Regions from separate parts of the Homo sapiens genome. Here region 1 is linked to region 2. Evidence: read pairs that join two places in POLR2A ChIA-PET (ENCODE). Cell type or tissue: Panc1. All regions are shown on one strand. Links, peaks and the distances in the headings refer to the core of each region. The heading gives the core; the rest is flanking DNA.

Region 1 (2,916 bases), core at 151-2,650, 86 kb after region 2:
CTTCACTCTCCTTATTCTCAACATCTGTGTCTGTATTATTCTTTACAGTTTATGAAACACTTATTTAATCTCACTTAATGCCCAAACTAGTGATGTTAGTTATTTTTTTTAAAAAGTCAAGATCACTTAACACATCCAAATATAACAAAGTTAAAAGGCATAAAACTGGGTACCCAACATAAATTATCTGATTATAAATCAAGTGGTCTCTGGGAAATCTTGTCATTTCAGAAGGTCAGATGGATGTGGAGGGCAGAAACTAACCTCAGATTATGCCAGGGACGCCAGGGCCTCCTGAACACTGTGGGGGGTTGTGCTCTGAAATCTACCTCCAGTTTTACAAGAAGCTCTCTTCCAATCTGTCTGCGCTTTTTTTTTTTTTTTTTTTTTTGCTTTTCTTCTCTTTTTTTTTTTTTTTTTTTTTTTTTTTTTTGAGACAGAGTCTTGCTCTGTCACCCAGGCTGGAGTGCAGTGGCGCAATCTCGGCTCACTGCAAGCTCTGCCTCCTGGGTTCACGCCATTCTCCTGCCTCAGCCTCCCGAGTAGCTGGGACCACAGGCACCTGCCACCACGCCCGTCTAATTTTTTGTGTTTTTAGTAGAGACAGGGTTTCACCATGTTAGCCAGGATGGTCTCGATATCCTGACCTCATGATCCGCCCGCCTCAGCCTCCCAAAGTGCTGGGATTACAGGCGTGAGCCACTACGCCCGGCCTTCTTCTCATTTTTTAACTACAAAAAAAGTTCTGAAAATTCAAGCAAGAGAGAATATACTAAGTGAGACATGGCCGACCTGGTAACTGCCCCCTTCCATTCTTCATTTAGGCATTTGTATATTATGCACAAAGGCAATGGGTTTTCCATTGTTACTTGTTCCCAAGTCCCCTCTGCCCGGGATGTTCCTTCACCACTTGTTGATCCTCTGGCAGTTTCTCACCAGTCAAGGCTAGGCCTAAATGTTACTTCTTAGAGGAGTCTTCGCTGATCACCTGACCTAAATTAGGTAGCCCCGCTGCCATCGTGTGGCTCAGGAGTTCTCAACCACAGCCCTATTGACGTTTGGGGCTGGATCATTCTTTCTTGTGGGGCTGTCCTGTGCATTGTAGGATATTTAGTGACATCCCTGGACACTAACCAGTGTGTGCCAGTGGCATCCTTCCCCCAAGCTGTGACAAACACAGATGTCTCCATATGTTGGCAGATGTTCCATGGGGATAGAAATCCCCATGGGGAGGAGGATCACCCCTGGTTCAGAACCACAAATCTAGCTCAATCCTTTATTTCTTCCATAACATCACAGTTTTCAATTATTTTGCTTACTTGACTGTTGGCTTGGTTTTTTCCCTCTGACCTCCCACTCAAATGTATGTTCATTATTAAATCTTTTTTTAAATTTGTTTTGTTTTTTTATTTTTAAAAAATTTTCATTATTAAATATTTATGCACTTAAGTGAACCGAGATCGCACCACTGTACTCAAGCCTGGGTGACAGAGTGAGACTCCGTCTCAAAAACAACAACAACAAAAAACAAAAACAAACAAAACCTTTATGTACTTAATACAGTGCCTAACACATCATAGGTACCCAATATTTATCAAATGAATAATGCATGAAAGTGAGACTATATGGGAGCTAAATGATAAGAACTTACGAACACAAAGAAGGAAACATCAGACACTGGGGTTTACTTGAGTGAGGAGGGTGGGAGGAGGGAGAGGAGCAGAAATTTTGGGTACTGGGCTTATCTGGATGATGAAATAATATGTACAACAAACCCTGTGACATGTTTTCTTATTTAAGAAACCTTCACATGTACCACCAAATGTAAATTAAAGTTAAAAAATTTTAAAAAGACAAAAAAAAAAAAAAAGAAAAGAAAGTGAGACTATAAGAATAATTTAAAATAAGAATACAGGCCGGGTGCAATGGTTCATGCCTGTAATCCCAGCATTTTGGGAGGCTGAGGCAGGTGGATCATGAGGTCAGGACCTCGAGACCAGCCTGGCCCATATGGTGAAACCCGTCTGTACTAAAAATACAAAAATTAGCTGGGCATGGTGGCACAGTGGTGGCACGCGCCTGTAGTCCCAGCTGCTCGGTAGGCTGAGGCAGGAGAATCGTTTGAACCCGGGAGGTGGAGGTTGCAGTGAGCCGAGATCGTGCCACTGCAGTCCAGCCTGGGTGAAAGAGCTAGACTCCGTCTCAAAAAAAAAAAAAAAAGAAAGAATACAATCATTTATTGTATACAGCATGCCAGGCAGTATGCAAATACTTTCCTTCTTTTATTTTATTTACTACTTAAAACAACCCTAAGAAGTACTCATGGCCAGGTACAGTGGCTCATGTCTGTAATCCCAGCACTTTGGGAGGCCAAGGCGGGCAGATCATCTGAGGTCAGGAGTTCGAGACCAGCCTGGCCAACATGGTGAAACCCCATGGTGAATTCAAGTGAATTTCAAGTGAATTCGTGAGGCACGAGAATTCACTTGAACCTGGGAGGTGGAGTGAGCCGAGATTGCGCCATTGCACTCCAGCCTGGGTAACAGAACGAAATTACATCTCAAAAAAAAAGTTCTCATTATTATTATTTTCATATTATATTGGCTGGGCTTCGTGGTATACACCTGTAGTGCACAGAGTTAGAGCCTGCAGAGCCTGGAAGTTCAAGGCTGCAGTGAGCTATATTGCACCACTGTTGTCCAGTCTGGGAGACAAGAGCGAAACCCTATCTGGAAAAAAAAAAAAAGTATTATTATCCCCACCTTACAGATGAAGAAGTTGTAGTCTGTGGGAGTTAATTAATTTATCCTGCCAGTATAACCCATGAGCCAATAATCTAAACAATACTAATATTCTGCAATTTGCTTTTTCATTTATTTTCTTAGTAATGAGCATTTAATTGTTTCCAATGTGTAA
Region 2 (2,916 bases), core at 269-2,768:
TTTTAAACATGCACAAAAGTAGAGTTTAACATGATGAGTCCCCATGTACTCGTCACCTGCTTCAACAACTGGCCAGTCTTGTCTCCACCATTTGTAGTTATTGTTGTCAGAGTATTTTTAAGAAAATCCAGCACCAGGTGTGGTGGCTCATACCTGTAATCCCAGCACTTTGGGAGGCCAAGGCAGGAGGATCGCTTGAGGTCAGGAGTTCAAGACCAGCATAGCCAATATGGTGAAACACCATTTCTATTAAAAATACAAAAATTAGCCAGGTGCAATGGCACACGCCTGTAATCCCAGCTACTTAGGAGGCTGAGGCAGGAGAATTGCTTAAACCCAGAGGCAGAGGTTGCGGCAAGCTGAGACTGTGCCACTGCACTCTAGCCTAGGCAACAGAGTGAAACTCTGTCTCCAAAAAAAGAAAAAAAGAAAATCCAAGGCATCGTGTCACTTCCCTATGTAGCTCACACTTATAGAAAACATTTTTTATATGTATAATCATAGGCCTTGTGCGGTGGCTCATGCCTATAATCCTAGCACTTTGGGAGGCTGAGGCGGGTAGATCACTTGAGGTCAGGAGTTCTAGACCAGCCTGGCCAACATGGTAAAACCCCATCTCTCGTAAAAATACAAAAATTAGTCGGGTGTGGAGATTGGCCCCTGTGATCCCAGCTACTCGGGAGGCTGAGGCAGAGAATGGCTTGAACCCGTGAGATTGAGTTTGCGGTGAACAGAGATCGCAGCTACTGCACTCCAGCCTGGGTGACAGAGTGAGACTCCGACTCAAAAAAAGGTAAAATATTATCATGCATTATCGTACGTAACAAAAACAATAATTTTTTTTTTAAAAGACAGAGTCTTGCTCTTGTCACCCAGGCTGGAGTGCAATGGCCTGATTTTGGCTCACTGCAACCTCTGTCTCCTGGGTTCAAGTGATTCTCCTGCCTCAGCCTCCTGAGTAGCTGGGATTACAGGCACCTGCCACCATGCCAAGCTAATTTTTGTATTTTTAGTAGAGACGGGGTTTCACCATGTTGGCCAGTCTGGTCTTGAACTCCTGACCTCAGGTGATCCACCCGTCTCGGCCTCCCAAAGTGCTGAGATTACAGGGGTGAGCCACAGCGCCCGGCCAATAATTTCTTAATTAGATTTAACATCTACTATAAATCATGTTAAGTGCATTTACTAAATGCACCAAACTAGTGGTGTCAAAGAGTAGTGAGTTTTTCCCTAGGGGAATCATTTTTTTAATGAAATGGAGTCTGGAAAATAACAGTTGTCATCAGACTGGGGATATCTTCACTGTGTCCACTCTCTCACTCACAGCTCCAGTCTGCTCCTCCTGCCTGACCCCTGTCAAATGACTGACTAGCTTATCGCTTGCCTTTATGGGCAAGTTAGGAAATTCATTAACGGGTTTCTGTAAAACCCATAAATGGGTTTCCTTTGCTTCTTCATATTATGAGTGCAAACAACTTGGCAGTGGAAAAGTAAATCTCCTTGACATTTGCCCCTGTTAGTGCCACTGCAGACTCACCTGAGTGTTGACCCCCAAGCACAATTAGGTCTTTGCCCTGGTGACAGGTAAACAAGGTATGTCTCAGCAGCAGTGGGAGCAGGGGTAGTTTTCAGTAAGAAAGTCTTAGTTGGATCATCTTATTCACTTTTCTCCTTGTGGACATACTCACAGTTTATCAGATTTTCCTAGGAAAAATGCCAGCAACTAAGGAACAATGACATCCCGTGCCACTGCTCAATGGCACAAACTTTCAGATTTCAATTCTCAAATTTGGTTCTCCTTCTAGCTTCCTGATTGGTGTTCTCTCTCTCTCTTTCTTTCTTTTTCTTCCCTCCTTTCTTTGGTTTTCTTTTCTTTCTTTTGGCAGAGTCTTGCCCTGTGACCCAGGCTGGAGTGCAGTGATGGGATCATAGCTCACTGTAGCCTGGACGTCCTGGGCCCAAGTGATCCTCCCACCTCAGCCTCATGAGGAGCTGTCACTACAGGTGTGCACCACCATGCCTGGCTAATTTTTAAAAAATTTTATAGAGATAGATTCTCACTGTGTTGCCCAGGCTGATCTCAAACTCCTGGCCTCAAGCAATCCCCCCACTTCTGCCTCCCAAAATGCCAGAATTACAGGCATGAGCCACCCACCCAGCTCCTGGCTGGCTTTCAACAGGACTCTTGGAAACTACTTATCTGTTGTTTTCTTTTAATGGGCCTTTCAGTCTGAGACTTGATCTACCTCTCTCAACCCAACTCTATAATGATGTGTGAGGATACTCATTGTATAAAGATTTAGGAAAAACTAAAGGAGCTAGGAAAACAAGTCAGTTGTATTGTAATACAATAACATATATTTGAAAGGTTGAAAATCTTGTCAGAAAACCAGCTTCTCAGCCTATGTTCAGGATGAAAGAGAAACGTATTTGTATTTTGAAATGTACACTGCTGGCAAAGTCCCAAGATAATGAACATGAGGGAACTGCCCAACCATCTGTTGTTCCAGGCCTAATTTGTTGTTCAAGCTGAACTGGGTATCGCCCTGGTGCTCCTGTAATGCCCTGTGTATTTGTCCTTCAGGTACTTCCCACATTATTTTATAATAACCGATGTATCTTTCTCTTCCACTAAAAAGTAAGCTTTCTGAAAACAGAAATTATTCTTGTCTTACTCATCTTCATATCACCAGACCCTCTGACGCATAACAGGGGATCAGTAAATATGTATTTGAGTCCTTGAAATATTCTGGAAATTCTGTTTTATAAAAGTATTTTACTTAGCAAAACCTTTCTTCCTAATTAGCTAAAAAAAAACTTCAATAAGTAATACCTCAGTCCTTTCAGGCTGCTATAACAAAATACCCTAGACTGGGTAATTTATAAACAATAGAAATTTATTGCTCACAGTTCTGG

Evidence for each region. Peaks named below come from ENCODE experiments on the same cell type or tissue, not always from the same donor. Only the 100,000 strongest peaks of a DNase experiment are listed, where the experiment ranks them.
Region 1: POLR2A ChIA-PET joins it to region 2 with 7 read pairs; 11 of 35 experiments call an interaction of 5 or more read pairs at or near these places.

Annotation. Positions count from the first base shown.
Region 1 is chr18:3,443,241-3,446,156 of GRCh38, reverse strand. It overlaps a transcript of TGIF1 not described here. Among named protein-coding and RNA genes, the nearest start is that of TGIF1, 5.5 kb to the left of the region's middle. In Panc1, for the core only: no CTCF peak of the experiment used is centred there; no DNase peak of the experiment used is centred there; H3K27ac peaks cover 2,106 bases.
Region 2 is chr18:3,529,370-3,532,285 of GRCh38, reverse strand. All of the region lies in intron 10 of DLGAP1 (DLG associated protein 1), which reads left to right. Among named protein-coding and RNA genes, the nearest start is that of DLGAP1-AS1, 63 kb to the left of the region's middle. In Panc1, for the core only: no CTCF peak of the experiment used is centred there; no DNase peak of the experiment used is centred there; H3K27ac peaks cover 1,608 bases.